Linked DNA regions of Homo sapiens: region 1 is linked to region 2. The links are chromatin loops, found by intact Hi-C in ENCODE. Cell type or tissue: CD14-positive monocyte. All regions are shown on one strand. Region 1 overlaps DSE (dermatan sulfate epimerase). Region 2 overlaps TRAPPC3L (trafficking protein particle complex subunit 3L).

What was found. A loop is a pair of places that touch in the nucleus more often than their neighbours do. Peaks named below come from ENCODE experiments on the same cell type or tissue, not always from the same donor. Only the 100,000 strongest peaks of a DNase experiment are listed, where the experiment ranks them.
Region 1: it touches region 2 in a loop (2.9-fold over the local background); 2 of 110 quality-filtered maps call a loop at or near these places.

What each region holds. Positions count from the first base shown.
Region 1 is chr6:116,390,345-116,398,344 of GRCh38, reverse strand. The region is part of intron 1 of DSE (dermatan sulfate epimerase); the gene reads right to left. Among named protein-coding and RNA genes, the nearest start is that of DSE, 23 kb to the right of the region's middle. RefSeq lists an enhancer at 7,516-7,675. In CD14-positive monocyte, CTCF peaks have their summits at 4,520 and 4,720; DNase peaks (open chromatin) are centred at 4,694, 5,554 and 6,044; H3K4me3 peaks cover 734 bases; H3K27ac peaks cover 3,364 bases.
Region 2 is chr6:116,528,714-116,536,713 of GRCh38, reverse strand. All of the region lies in intron 3 of TRAPPC3L (trafficking protein particle complex subunit 3L), which reads left to right. It also overlaps a transcript of CALHM4 not described here. Among named protein-coding and RNA genes, the nearest start is that of TRAPPC3L, 13 kb to the left of the region's middle. In CD14-positive monocyte, CTCF peaks have their summits at 202, 403 (motif pointing left), 4,284 and 4,483 (motif pointing right); DNase peaks (open chromatin) are centred at 373 and 4,543; H3K27ac peaks cover 924 bases.

The DNA.
Region 1 (8,000 bases), 140 kb after region 2:
GATTTTTCTTCAAAGCCCCTTTTTTCAGTGGCAGATTTGTGCACTGGTTAAAAGAACATCTTTCAAATGTAGAAACACTAAAAAAAATAAAATAAAATCCCCAAAACCTCAGCCTAGTCAATGTCCCACATCTGGGATAAAGCAGGCAGAAAATCCCTCAGAGGAAAGTCAGGGAATTCTTAAAATTCTTAAGAGGGGAAAGGTTATAGAAAGCAGACCAGAAAAAGACAGTTTTATGTAAATAACGAACAGTGGTTTTCAATTATTAAAGGGAGAAACTGATGGTGGAAAATCAACCTCCCAAGCTGAACACAAACTGTTTTTCCAAGGAAAAACTGCCTCATCATATTTAGAAGAAGAAAAACTAATAATTTAACAGATATGGCAGATCAATCCACATTTTCAACTTGCTGTGTGTGTTTCCAAGAAAAAGGCAATGAGACATCATTTGAGGGTGCTACCTTATTCTGGAGTTTTTTATATTTCTACCTATATATGAAACTCGATGGCAGTGGTTTTGGTTTTGTAAAACATTTTACATTTATTTCAACAGCAGAACTTCTGATGAATAAAAAATTAATATAGCCATACTAAATAAAACATATGAAATAGAAATAACTCTTGGACTCTGCCAGTATTATGTCTAGCACCCAAAGTCTCAAGGCAGCTGGCAGGCTGGATCCTTCAAGGTCAGAGACCCAGCCAAAAGAAATAGTCTTCTGTGGTTATGCCTGAGGAGGGGTGTGGTCTCTGGCAGCACACAGAAATGGCTGGGTCTGAGGTAATGCTCAGTCCCCCCAGGGGCTTATTCCTTGCTCCATTTAGAGAACAATATACCGGCCAGGCACGGTGGCTCATGCCTGTAATCCCAGGACTTTGGGAGGCGGAGGCGGGCGGGCCCCTTGAGGTCAGGAGTTGAAGACCATCCTGGCCAAAATGGCGAAACCCCATCTCTACTAAAAATACAAAAATTAGCCAGGTGTGGTGGGGGGTGCCTGTATTCCCATCTACTCGGGAGGTTGAGGCAGGAATCGCTTGAACCTGGGAGGCGGAGGTTGCAGTGAGCCAAGATCCACCACTGCACTCCAGGCTGGGTGACAGAGAGAAACTCTATCTCAAAAAAAAAAAAAAAAAAAAGAAAGAAAGAGAATAATATACCGCTAACGATTAAAAAAAAATCCTGTATATATTAAGTCCCTAAAAGTCTAAGTCTGAATGCTCTCATCAATGCAATCAGCATTGTGGGGGTTTTAGACACTTTCTCCTTTAACTGAACCCCCATACACACACCCAACGTACATGCAGTGAAAGATCCCTCAACTACCAGCTTTTGAATGTGTGGGAGCTCAGGTGGATAGGGGAGTGGCTCCAGCTATGAGCATATGGGTAAGAAGGCATTAATACATGGAAACTAGAATTTTTCCATCTCACATTCTGTACAAACTTCCCCAAACGTGGGTAAGGTTAATTCATCATGTTCTTTGTCCTCCCCTATGCAACCACACTCCCACCCAGGCACAGAATCACTGTATATTCAGGACTGCTCCGAAGAGTCCCTCACACTGTGGGGCCTACATGCCTAACTCAGCAAAACTCACAATGTGACCCCTGCCACTTCTGCCACATTGCTTCCAGTTACGTAGGATATGTCTGAATATATTTAAACCAGAAAAGCTGATCCTGAAGCATAGAACCTCATTAAGATGTTGTTTTGGGAAGGATGCCATCTCAACATGCCAACTGTTATTGAAGGTTCTCTAGCTATTACTTTGAATTCGTGCAAGGGAGTCAGAGCAGCAAGGTTGTGCATTACTGTACATTTAAAATATTAATTTCCGTCAGAACACCACGTTAGCCAATGCAGAACCCATAGAGATTCTGCAGAACAATCATCTATGAAGACTGAGGAGAAAGAACCGTGGCATTCTCAATACCACAAATGGTGTACTACCTTCCCCATGCCCCACTCAGTGTGCTCAGCCCCCAGTGCTCTCCCAGCTATTAAGGCTTTTGTTGATTCACCCAAAGAGTTGATCTCTCTTGTATCTGGCACATACCTATATCACACCGGACTGTTTCGGTTGTTTACATGCAATGCCTCACAGAAGGTGAGAACCTTCTTCCTCTATGTATCATGGAGCTTAGCACTGAATCTGGCTTTTAAAAGGCAGCATGCTGGCTGTGCTGAACCAAATCCCTGGGCTTAGCTGTTGGTAGAGCAGACCTCATCAATAAAATAAGCATGGAGAAACTTTGTTCCCCCTTATTTGAAGCCAAGGAAAGTGTGGAACTTTCCAGAAAAAAAGTCCCTCTAGGAAACTAATGGGAGAAAACACGTATGAAGCCTAGAAACTTATGTAGCCTAAAAACTATCCACTAGTTTAAAAAGAAAAGAAATTAAATCTAACTAAAATCTAAACCAAACTTGTTTTAGGCTGATAACCTAAAAGAGGAAGTAATACCCACCCATCATTTTAAATCTGTCTAGAAAATTTCACTGAAAAATCTCTATTTCCAGTCATTGAGTTTTCTCTTTGACCTTCCACTCTAGACATTGTGTGTGCTCATTGTACAAAGAGAAGAGCCAAAATTAAATGAAAAGAGTGTTTCAAGATAATTTTAGGTGGACCAAAAATGGACAGGCTTTACGTTAATTTTACGTACTTATTTTAATGTGCATTATGAAAAACTATACCACATCAAACCTGAGATTTCTACAGATATGCAAAACTCCTGTTTAAAATATATTTAAATTTAAAAGTAAAAAAAAAGTAAATGGATATGGCAAAAATTGTTGAAGGTGGTACCTGAATAACTATAGTTTGAGAGATGCCAAAAATGCTTACCGAAACAAAGGGCATTAAAAGCTAATGAGTTTATGGGAATGGTCAGCCCCAACCCTCCCACTTTCTTTATTTTTTAGACGGAGTCTCGCTCTGTCGCCCAGGCTGGAGTGCAGTGGCCCGATCTCGGCTCACTGCAAGCTCTGCCTCCTGGGTTCACGCCATTCTCCTGCCTCAGCCTCCCCAGTAGCTGGGACTACAGGCACCCACCACCATGCCCAGCTAATATTTTGTATTTTTAGTAGAGATGGGGTTTCACCCTGTTAGCCAGGATGGTCTCGCTCTCTTGACCTCGTGATCCACCCGCCTCGGCCTCCCAAAGTGCTGGGATTACAGGCGTGCGCCACCGCGCCCAGCCAACCCTCCCACTTTCAACACTATGAAACAAACACAAACACACACACTATCTCAAAATGTGCCTTCTGTCCTGGAGAAATAAGTCTGAACTTCAAGATGTTTGTGCATGATCTCTCAAGCTATTCACCCCCTACTTCATTGTGTTTCAAAAACAGCAGAGCACTCCCAGGCCCTTTAAATCTTTAAGTTGCACTTCGCCCAGTTCAAGAGCATAGCATTTTCAACATGGCAAAATTACCAGCGACTCTCAGCAGCTGATGCTACTAATAAGTACTTTATCTACAACTCAATTCTCAGGCTGTTTCTGAATGATTCCATTGAGCATCATGTCCCCTGAAATTCTCTTTTTCCTCTTTTAACTCTACAACTTTCATGATCCACTTTTTCTTCCCATTCATTTGTCTTATGTCACACAACTTGGATAGTAAAACATTCTTAAATCTATGAGGTAGGAGGATCAGTTGAGGTCAGGAGTTTGAGACCAGCCTGGTCAACATAGTGAGACTCCATATCCACAAAAATAAAATAAAATAATAAAAAAATTAGCCAGATGTGGTGGCATGTGCCTGTAGTTCCAGCTACTCGGGAGGCTGAGGCAGGAGGATTGCTTGAGCTCAGGAGTTCGACGCTGCAGTGAGCTATAATTGTGCCACTGCACTCTAGCCTGGGTGACACAGTGAGACCTTGTCTTTAAAAAAAAAAAAAATCACGCTGTTACTGCTATAATTCAGATAGCAATTTGATCATCTCTCTGCCTGTATATATTCAGCAGTCCAAGTTTAGCATTACGTGTAGGCCAAGCCACGTGAATTATGAATTACAATTACCTTAAGCAGATCTTTATAAAGCAAAGATAGGCCCCAAATTATTTTGCTGTAATTCTGGTTCCAACAATCCACTGCAGCTATTATGATTCAGCAGTCACACAGAAAAACTTCGTTTCTGTGATCCTAAATGCTTTTCACATATTTGATCTTTTACTCTTCAATAACTTAATATAGCAAAATAGTATTATTTGTTCCACAATAAATTTCAGAGAAAGAACTAGAACTTGCACCTCCTAAATCCTAAGCCAAGATTCTTTCCTTTAACCAAACTAATTTGTGAGAATGTTCAATAACATTAAAAGTTCCATTTTTTTGCCATCCTTACACAAAGAAAGCACAGAAGAATATGCTGAGAAGAAAAAACTGAACACTAAACTAGTACATCAAGTTTCAAAAAAGATTTGGGTTTCAAATGATCTGGGACTGTTTATAGAATGAAACAAATGGTAGTACAAAAGTTCTTTCAATTCCACAGGCTTCAGAAAACAGAGAAAGTATAAGGATGGGAGAAAGAAATCACCCTGTAGAGAGTAAAACATGCCCCAAACTAAGATGGATTAAAAAACCCTCTTATAATATGTGCCAAATTTGAGGAACACAACATAATGATTAACAGTATGGGGCATGGAGTTGGGCAGACAAGAGCATAAATCTCAGCTCTGCTGCCTCCTAGCTTTGATCAACTGACGTCCACTCTCAAAACCTCCCTTCTGTCATCCACAAAATGAAATATGCTTCATGGGGTGATTAGACATGTGTGATGCACTTAGCATAGAACATGACATGAAGAGCTCAATAATATTTATAAAAAGGAAGATGTTTCAGACCTGCAAGATTATACTAACCTATTGATAAAATATTTTATTTGAAAGAAACTAAATCTTCATACTTTACAGGTAAAAATATAAGAACTATAGATGTTAACTGACTAGGGCCAGATCATACTGCTTATTAGAGACTTAGTTGAAATTGGAACACAATGCTTCTCACTCTTCAACACATCACTCATAGTAAGCTCATCACTCACTGGAAAGGAAAGTATACGACCCTTTAAATTTTTCAAGTGTTTGTTAGAGGTTTTGCCCCAAAGAAAAGAATAATAGATTAAATGAGCTATTAACTAAATTTTCTTCCTAGGGTCAGTAATTTAATTCTTCATATACAAAAGGCGACCACTTCTTTTTTCTCCTTTATTCTGTCAGGAGAAAGGCCTGCCGATCTAACAGCGACTGGGAAACACAGTCCCTGGCTGGAAAGCTGTTTCTTAGTAACACATTTATATTACGGAAGGAGTACATTAAAATTTAGGGGACACCTGCTGCCACTGCAAGGCGGATAGGTTAACCTCAGTACAGGGTCTGGTCCTGGCTCCATCACTGCCATCAGTATCTCAGCTGATCATCCTGGAGATGAGATGCTACTTAATGTTAGGCTTCCCTACCTCTCACATATGAAAAACCAGAATGTCAGCATATTCGTTTACCGTCAAGCAGATTGGGAAATATTTTCTGACTTCACAGGAAACCAACACAGGAAGTGAATTATTAGATAACTGTCTGGTGAACAAGTAAAGAATCAGAACAAAGGCAATGGGAAAGGCCCTGAACTTGGGGCAACTTGACCAGTTAAGATCGCTACCATAACTTCATTTGAAGGAGGCTGCTGAAATTGCCAGCAGCTGTCACAGATGTCCTTGGGGGTATCATTAAAGACAAAATTTTAAAAACTGAGTTGTAATCATATTTAGAAAACAAGAGTGAAATGTACATCCCCTATAGCTCCTGCCACCACACCCGCCAAGCTCAGCCTAAGAGCAGCTGCTCCAGTTTGCTCAACTTAATGGATGGGCCCCATAGTTAGTTACATGATTAGGAATAATCCCCCACACTAGAACCAGTGTGCCCATATCCATGGCAAGATTGAACAGGCAGACCCGACAAATGAATGTTCCTGACGTTGCACCCTCTCCCGTGGAAAACAGACAGATGTTGCCGAGGTTAGGCACTGTGACTCGCTTGCTCATGCTTCCATTTAAGTCCAAGTTCCCTCCTCCTTCAGGCCTCCATTGAAGTTTTAGGAAAACCCTGATTGCCTGAGAGCATTAGGATATACTAGACAGGGCTGCATTGCCTTCTCTGATCCATTTTAGGATTTAACTCTCAGAGAAACCTTCCAAGTGCTTTGGGGAACACCTTGCTGTGGTCTCACATACTATTTCACTGTTGCTACATATTTTAACTATAGTAATAAAATGCATATATTTTAAAAGGTCTCCTCACTTTTCTATTTCAGTTTTATTAAATGCATAATTAAAATAATTTTTTGAAGAATGTTTCCTCAATACCAAAGTAAAACCTTACATGTCCTTGGTAAATTTTTGTAGTGAAATAAATCTAACCTTATTCTTAAATATGTCAAATCCTAAGAAAACCTATGGCTTTGGTACTGCAGAATCGTTCCCTAAAATTATACTCCCTGATGTGTAAAGCCCGTGGACTCAGACAAAAAGGAAAATCTTAAAACTGAGAGCTCCTTTTTTTTTTTTTTTTTTTTAAGACGGAGTCTCGCTCTGTTGCCCAGGCTGGAGTGCAGTGGAGCAATCTTGGCTCACTGCAAGCTCCACCTCCTAGGTTCATGCCATTCTCCTGCCTCAGCCTCCCAAGCAGTGGGACTACAGGCACCCGCCACCACGCCCAGCTAATTTTTTGTATTTTTAGTAGAGACGGGGTTTCACCATGTTAGCCAGGATGGTCTCGATCTCCTGACCTCGTGATCCGCCCGCCTCAGCCTCCCTAAGTGCTGGGATTACAGGCGTGAGCCACAGTGCCTGGCCAAAACCGAGAGCTCTTAATCAAAATCAAGAATACTTTTGCTCCCTAAAAGGTAATTTCCAAACAAAAATCCACAATATGAAATGATAGTATATGGAACCTCCAAGAATTTGCACACGCTGCTGAAGGAGTAATTAGAAACCTGAGGCCACACAGCAAAACCACACCATGTATAATAACGGTGTTCACCACCTTAAAATACAACATTAAAAAAAAACTTTAGGTCAGGCTTTTATTAACTGCAGCTCTGTACAGTCAAAGAACATTTCTATCATTGTCCCCTGAAAGGTTTTCATGAAGACAGCACACTTTTTCATTATATAATGTGAAGCCCACTTTCTTTGTTATACCAGTGATGATAATTGTATAACTTCCTTATATTAGAATAATTCATGTAAAATATGTTTAAAGTGCTCACAAACATTTTCTGATGTCAAGTCTGAAGGGTTCCTCCCCCATCCACCAGAGACCACCTGAGTGAGAAATGTAGTGGCTATCTAACTAAATTCATAATTTAGTGGTAGAGGTTAGCCTGGTGCATGTTACTACTAAACTACAAACCATTAGTATCCAGCTTTTCAGAGATTGGTTATCATTTCATATGTAGAAAAAAAGTAAAATCTGTATTATTTTCATGGAGGCAAAGGGAAACGAGGGTAGAGATACGAGTGTACAAACGTCACTTATGAGAGTACTGGGGCATCTAATTTTGCTTACAGAAGGCCAAAAGAGAAAATGAAACGGTTACACTTTCTAAGATAAGCTATAAATAAATTCTAGCTTATCTAGCAGTCTAACAATTGAAGATCTTCTGATTAGTATTTCTTTATTACAATTTTAGTTGATTTTCTTAATGATGGTTTTAGAATACACTATTCTAAATTATTTTCAGAATTTTTTATTTTAATATTATTTTCAGAAGTTAATATTGAGCATAATTAAGTGTATTTTTTATGCTGAATCACTTAAAAAGTAGTAATTTTTGCCTGTTATGCTTTGCAGTGCATTGTGATCCAGTACTGGAATATCAATTCCTTACCCAAGTTGGGGATAAGAATTTCTTATAAATACCAATAAATTCTACTATGTATTGAAAAAGTATTAAATCCAGGAATTATGGGCCAGGCACAGTGGCTCATGCC
Region 2 (8,000 bases):
ACCATCATCATCCGTCTCAAGTACTGAGCACCTAGAGACCATGGCACCCATAAAACTCATGATCTCTGTCCTGTCTCCAGGGAAGGAAAGAGAGAGAAGGAATGCATTTGAAGAGAATTGACTAGATGAAGAAACCTATGCCCAGACAGGAGAAGTGATCCCTCCCTCTGAGTTAGTAAAAAGACTACATGTAGGAACAGGTTTCCTGAACTTACACTGCACTCAGCACGCCTCTGCCTTTGCGAGAGAAGGACTGTGTAACTTCAGGTATTCATAACATTCCCCTCTCTTGTTTCCCTCACTAGTTTTTTTCTTCAAAGAGGAGGTCGGTCTGTCATTAGGCCTCTGACAATGTCTTTTAACAAGTAGTAGACTTAAGTTGCGCCATCTAGTGGTCTGAAAAGAAATCCCATGATAATGGCCAAATCATTGAAGGCAAAAATCTTTAGTTGACCTTGCATTTTATATAAAAAAAAGATGCCAAGTTAATTATAAAGTCTCATTCCTACAACATTAAAATTCATCCATTTTTAAAACAGAATTTTATAATATACAACTTAACTTTTTGTAGTAGTTACTTCAAAGTACAACTACAAATATTAAATAAGACATACTAATTTATTTTGAACATTTGTAAGTCAACAGCATTATAACATGGTATTGAAAAACTTTAATAGCATTGATATTTTCTTTATAAAAGTTCAAAGTAACTCCTACCTATTACCTGTATTTCCCTTATAAGAACCTTGTGAAATAAAAAGAACATCTATCATCTATCATTAGCCCCATTTTACTGATAGAATAATTGAGACTTATCTGCTATCACCATGGACACATAGTAAGAAAAGCCAGCTTAGAATTTAATTCTTTTGACCTTATTCTAGTGTTTTTTCCACAAACTAATTGTTTAAAATATATCTTTAAAGATATTTTTCTACTATGGTAACTGTTCTGAGAAAAATTTTGCAGTTGGTCTAAATGAAAATGTGTAATATTCAGTAGAATTACCATAGCTGATTTTAGTTGTAATAATGAAATATTAGATAATTCAACTGTTACTTACAGACCTATATGTCTTTCTGTTTATTATAAGGGAAAGTAGAAAGTGCAATTGCACCTGTCTCTGGTCAAAGAGCCAAAAAACCTCCTTAGTTATACAAAATATATTTTAGGGTTTCCAAACACATTTATGATAAAATAGTTTCGTTATTAGGAGAAGCTAATTAGAGATAAACTTGATCATTTAAATCAAGATGATTATAAAGGCTAGGCTTGACAATAATTATAATAATGTTGCCTTTTGAAAGTAGTTTGGACACAAGGAGCTGTGATCCTCACCAGTAGATGAGCACTGGCCTAACCATGTCCAATGTAGTGGAGATTAAAAAGGAAGAGTCCACATCCTGCTGATCCACATTCCCACTGTGTGACTCCAAGCAAGTTGCTTAAGCTGTCCAAACTTTGGTTTCCATATTTGTCAGAAGAGACCTCTTTCAGCTGTCATTCTTCTGAATTTCAGGTGTTATTTTCACTAGCTATCATCTGCACATTGAATTATAATCATAAATAGCTGAGTGTGGTGAATGTAGCTTCCAAAGCCTCCTGCAGAGCATCCATCCATACCTTCTAGTTACTGACAATGTTTATAACTGCTCGGCCTTGCACAAATTATGTTTGTCAAAGTTGAGAAGCTTTTTGCTCTCAGGTCCATGTCAATATGATGATTACTCTGAGGGACGTGGGGGAATTTATCATTTTTCAGTGTAAATATCACATTACTTTGTTGTCACAGTAAGAAGGGATTTTTAAATACAGCATAAAAAGACTTAAAAAACTTGAAACCCCGATTTTTAGGTTTAAAAAATCAGCATCTAATATACTGTACTTGTTGGAAATTCTGGAAAGCAAAAGAAGAGAACTTTTCTTTTATAGTATAAATTGAAATTTTACCTTAATTAAATAATGTGAGCAATGATTTTGGGGGATGAGTAATAAAAAATCAAGGAAATGATCATAGGAAGCAATATGAATGAGGGTGCCTAAAGCAGGGAAGTAAATCTAAGTGGTGAATTTTGTAAGCATAAACTCTAGGACAAAAGATTTAGGCACATAATCCAGAGAGAAAACAGAATAGCAGGGGGAATTTTTTTCCCAGTGGGTGAATCATTTTTATTTCAATAAAATGTTCCATTTGAGATTAGAGTTGAGTGTACACAGAAAAATTTCAGCAAATCATACTAGTCATATTTTTTTTTCTTCTGCTTCTGATCTGAATGCACAAGACTGCTATGACTGAATCTATAGGACGAATGAAAATATTTCAAGCCAAAACTCCTGAGCTGCTTTAGAATGGAGACAGCATGAGGGCTATAGATTTCCAATCTCCAATACAGATTTGAAGCACTGATTTGACACTTCAACAAGGATGTCCAAATCTGATTTTATTAGACATTTTCAGAGGGGAGTCCCACAGCTTGGAAGGCGAGCCAGAGAGGTTTCAGTCAGGAGACAGGAATCACACAATCATTTCAAAATGAAAGGTTGAATATAAAACATTATTAGCTATTTATAGGGGATTAGCTACTGAGAAAGGGGAAAAAAAAAACGCACTACAGAATTTATGGGTGAGAGTTGAGTACCCAAAGGAGGAATCCTTTTTAGACAGAGTTCCACTTCTTAAGGCTGGGATTCAAATCTTGTTGGGGAAGGTATGATTACAGACTATGGATAGTGGAGAAGGCTGCTGTGTTGCTAGACTCAGACTGCCGGCAGGGAACAATGGGCTAAACCTTGCAATCAGGAAACTCACATTAGGGTGTAAGTGGGCTGATGGGGACAGTAAGAAAACTATAAGCTGGAAGTAGCAAGTTAGGAAGGAAAGGCCACTGGGTATTCTATGCCCTGCCAGTCACAATTCACAGCAGGAGCAAGCCAACAAAAGGCACGCTAGAGACAGAAGAAAAGCCCCTTCTTCCTGCAGTGTCCCTGCAGCACCTTCTTCTGGCCAAGGAGAAATGTCTGCATGATGGAGCTCTAGCGTTACAAGTAGGGCATTGAACAGCAGGTTTTAAGCTGAGAGGCAATAATCTGACAACCAGTACAGAAGGCATGAGCCGAGCCAACCTGATTGTTACTTACATTTCTATTGCCGTTTTAAATTTTGGTGGCCTCACGTTTGACCCTATCCTACCTGCTCTCTCACGCTGGAATTATTCTGGCCACTCAGTGCAACTCTAGCTGTCTGGTGGAAGGAAGAGGTGGCAAATGAAGCCACGTGTTTTTCTTGCTAGAGTGGTGTCAACTTCTTGCCACTGAAGACACAAAATAGGCTGAAGAGCACAATTTTCAGTGTGCAAACTTTTCTTCTGAAATAAAGACTTTTTGTTAAATACTGTGAAATTTGTTAAATACAACCACTACCTCTTTTTTCCTACAAATTTCTTCAACTTCTGCAACCAAATCTATGTTCGCTTTCTCAATCCCTCCAATGACTATAAATCTACTGTCTCTATTTGACTGCTGTTAGAAGTGCTGTTAAATGACACTGTGGCCAAGAACTCCAGAATATCACCCGCCAATAATTTATACTTTCTTCCGTGGAAGCCCAAGGTGGTGATATGCAAGGATAAATGGCAGACTGGCCCTTAAGCTACCACCCAGTGAAAGATGTAGCTGGGGGCTTAGACTTAAAGCCTGCCAGTGGGTCTCATAGGCTTTAAATTAACCAAGTTGACGTTCTGAAATGTTCATTAGATCTTTCTGTGCCAAAGGGAGATAATTAGTTTGCATTATGTGAAGCAAGAGTTGTAATGTTAAGATAAGTAAGCAAAAATGACAAAGCAACTTTGTAAAGGTAAGGGAACCCATGATTAACCTTACTTAACCTACCTTTATTATGAAAGCAGAGCAATGTAAGTCTGCATTTTAGTTTAATGTTTTAATCAGTTTGTGAGATTCAATTTTATCGTGTTTTGTGCCTGTTGATCTTCCAACGATTTGCTGTTGACCAGCTTATTTTGTACATAGTTCCAGTCTACATCTAAAGAAAGCAAAAATGTTTCACAAAAGTGGAAGTAATACAGTTTCCCAAAGTTATGATAATACTAGTAAATTTTGTTTAATTTGATTCTTTATTGTATTAGCCAGTGAAGTTGCCTTTCATTTACAATTTCATTTCCCCATCAGATCTGTAAGTTTTTCCAAAGGAGGGATCATTTATAGCATTCTTGGGATTTGGTTCACCAGGTAAATCCACACCTGTTGACATTTATTAAATACTGTTAAAGTGAACTTAGAAAATACTAGAAAAACCGGCCGGGCGCGGTGGCTCACGCCTGTAATTCCCTCTCTCAGGGAGGCAAGACGCGGAAGGATAGCTTGAGCCCAGGAGTTCGAGACCTGCCTGGGCAATATAGCGAGACCCCGTTCTCCAGAAAAAGGAAAAAAAAGACAAAAAAGAGAGAAAATACTAGAAGAACTTTTCACATCTACACCCTGTTGCTCCTCCTAGTCTGTCCAGAAGAGGGCAGTGCTCCACATTTGTCTTTAAATGAAAGACTCCTACCCTGTCTGCTCAATACTAACACTACATGCAGAAGCAGCCCTCTTATTTCAAGCAATTTTCATTACACTGAAAATCAGTGCTCTAAAAGTACCTGGTTGTTCACAATAACAAATCCACAGCAACAAGATTTAAACTGCGGTAGGATCCTGAACAGGACAATAACTGATTCTTATTAAATAATGACAGCGAACTCAACTTGGTAATTTTATTGAAACATTTGTTTTTTCCATTATTGTTTATTATATTATATTTTAAAATTAAATATAAATTAAATATAAATAAATTTTAATTATATTAAATTGTATATTTATTATTGTTTTTTCCATTATTTATTATATGAGTGTAGAAGGTTTCAGAAGAGGGATATTCATTCTGCTACTCTGAGGTCAACTGTGATTTAAAATGCAAATATTAAGTAGGTAACCAAATCATTACATAGTGCATTTCATATTATTATGGAAAATGCTTGAAAATTATCCTAAAATTCATCATGGAGCCAAATTGTGTTAGGTAGACTCCTTTAGGTTACCAGCATTTGGTTTATGTCAGACCTTTAGGGTTTATTGTAGAGATATTCTGGGACACGATAATCAGACCCCATGAAAGAACCAAAATGGGAAAATCCTTACAGTTTTAGTCTATCTTGAACCCTCAGCAGCAAGTCTTTGTGGTTCTCTACTTCAGTCCTGTGCCATTTTCATGACTCAACCCTTCTCTGCTTGTTCTGCTCTTATAATTACCTACTAATATCTTTCCATTTTTCTTTTCCTTCTCTCCACCTCACTGCTTCTGGTGTTTCACAGTTTTTGTTGCCTCATGGCTTCTGCTTACTCTCTTTTCTCTGGGTGTCATTTGCATTCTGCCCAATCACCCAAACTGTGACTTTCTCTATGTGTTTCATATTTAAAGTCCCAAAAAGAGAGTCTTTAACCTGTCCAGCCAATCACTAGCCCTGTGTTAAGTAGAGTTTCATGCTAGGTCACTTCCAGGGCTCTAGCCAAGCTATGAACTGACTGTCCAGGCTCACAATGCCCACCCTAATCCATTAACTGTGGCCAGAATGGCAGGATAATTAGATAGAACATGGTGATCATAGGGAGCCCCTCAGGAAGGGAATCTGGGTATGAAAAACATTCCAAGATTTTCCAAAACAGGGCAAAGTAATTGACAAATATCTTGTTCTTCTTGTCTAGGAAATTAGTAACATATATATATATATATATATATATATATATATATATATATATGAGTCTCACTTTATCTATGAACCTTCTGCTCACATTATTTATGTTACTGATGCTGGTGTTTGTTTTTCTTTGTTTCAGAGCTAGAATTTGGGGCACGTAACTAGTGTTGCAGACTCCATTTAGTATGCTAACTGTAAGGTATTGAAGTAGACAAAACTGTCTTTGTTATACATTTGCAGATAATAATAAAGAAAGCAAACACTTCAAAATAAAATGACTCTGCACTTGGAAGCAGTCAAGTGAAACCACATTGTTAATGCAAAGTAAATATTTTAGACCATTAGCAAGAGTGGGGCAGACATTATTCAGAACAGTGAGCTCAGAGGAACGCTTTGGTAGAAGGGAGATAACTAAATTCTCCAAAGAAAAATGATGTTGTGCTACAATAGGTAGTATTAGGTTTCCCTTTGAACTTCTTATAAAGGAACCAATTACAAAAGTTTGCTCTGGTCATCTAATCCTGTGGGGCTTTTTCTTTTGTTACTCTTTTTTCTAAGTCTTTTTCAGTCCTTTCTCTTGACATTCTGTGTGTTTTCTTTTTTCAAAGAATGTTAGCAGAGACAATCTGATTTTTAATGTGAATAGGAAAAGTGCCCAGATGAAATGAACTTAAACCAGGGCATTCAAGTCAGAGACAGTAACATATCTTAGGCTGTTTTTTCCTTTTTCTTAAAAAGGAGGGGGGGTGGTTTGTTCCTTATGCTTCTGTATTTTACTTACTTTGCTTTTTTTTTCTAATTATATTTGGCTTCCTTCATTTTCTAAATAACATGCATCTTAAAAACAAATACTTCTCTAAAAGTCACCATATTTCACAATTCTGGGTCTAAGTCTAGATGTAATGCACCCAGTATGATGCACAACACTTGAATTTTGCTGCCATCATAATGCTGTGCATAAAATGGGGAGGCATTTTTTTTCCTGTCCTCTGAATGTTCTTTCTTTTACTAGGATGAATATGTAAAACTCAGTTTTAGAGTTGCTTTCCATTCCTCAACCCTCTTCCGCACACACTCCTCTTACACACAACTTACTTTATGGTATAGGCTCAGAAATGCAGCCTGGGGGCCATAAAATAAAAGACCTGGAACCTGTTTATTTTCATTCAATCTCTGCCCTTCACTTGGTTAAAATCTCTCACTGATATTGTGGAGACTGATTTTTGCTGATGGTCCTCTCAAAAAGTGACTCATTCATGCTGCATTCACCTCATGAGGGTGGAAGGCACATCATTGCAACTGCCTACCTGTCAACCTCACCAGATGACATGTAACTTCTGCCTTGCAGGACATGGAGAGGGGGTTCTGTGCTCTCCACATAGACACTGAAGGCAGATACGAATGGTGGACAACTTCCACTCAGCTCCAATCTACTTTACCTCGAGCAGCACAGTGCTCTGTCTACCAAAAGCAGCCTGACAGGAAATCCCTAACTGTAGGGTGGGAAGCAGGAGGGTGCATGGAGGCTACCCCATATTTCCCTTCCATTAGACAGCCAACAGTTGTGACTCTGTTAGTTACAAAGATTCTAAAATTTTTTAATATCTCGCCACTGTCTTATCTTAGAATAACATGTAAATAGATATTTGAGAAATTAGCTGTTATTGTACATGCCTCCCACCCCAGCCAAAAGATTGAAGTAGGAAACCCAGGTATTGGAACGGAACAGAGTCCCCAGGGTCTAGTGAGATTTGCAACCCAGGCATTCCTTACCACGCACAGAGCTGAAGGGTTGCAGCAAAGCCAAGTGAAAGGCTCAGTTATTCACCTGAAGAGTCAGGACAAATGTGGAGAACACAGGTTCACAACAAACCAGGTAGAAACAGGAGACCCGGTCAGAGAGAGCAGTTCTCAGCACAGTGTAGGCAGGGGAGGACCCAAGGGTAAAACACCGTATATGCCTCATTCTCAACATTTTTCTAAGATTACTAATCCCTGTAATCCCTCAACAACTACAACAACAAAGGAAACTTATCAGATAAGCCTAAAAATAAAATCTTTCTTTGCTCGTCCTGTTTTTCAAAGGCTAACTCAAAACCTAATTGTAAGAGCCTATTGAATTGCTTTTCTTTTTTCCACTCTTTTCAACATACTATATTAAAATAAAATAAGTGGGAGCCCTTGGTAAACAGGAATTGAATTCCATGGAAGTCACAGCCCAACACAACACAACATTCCAGAGAAGGCTGG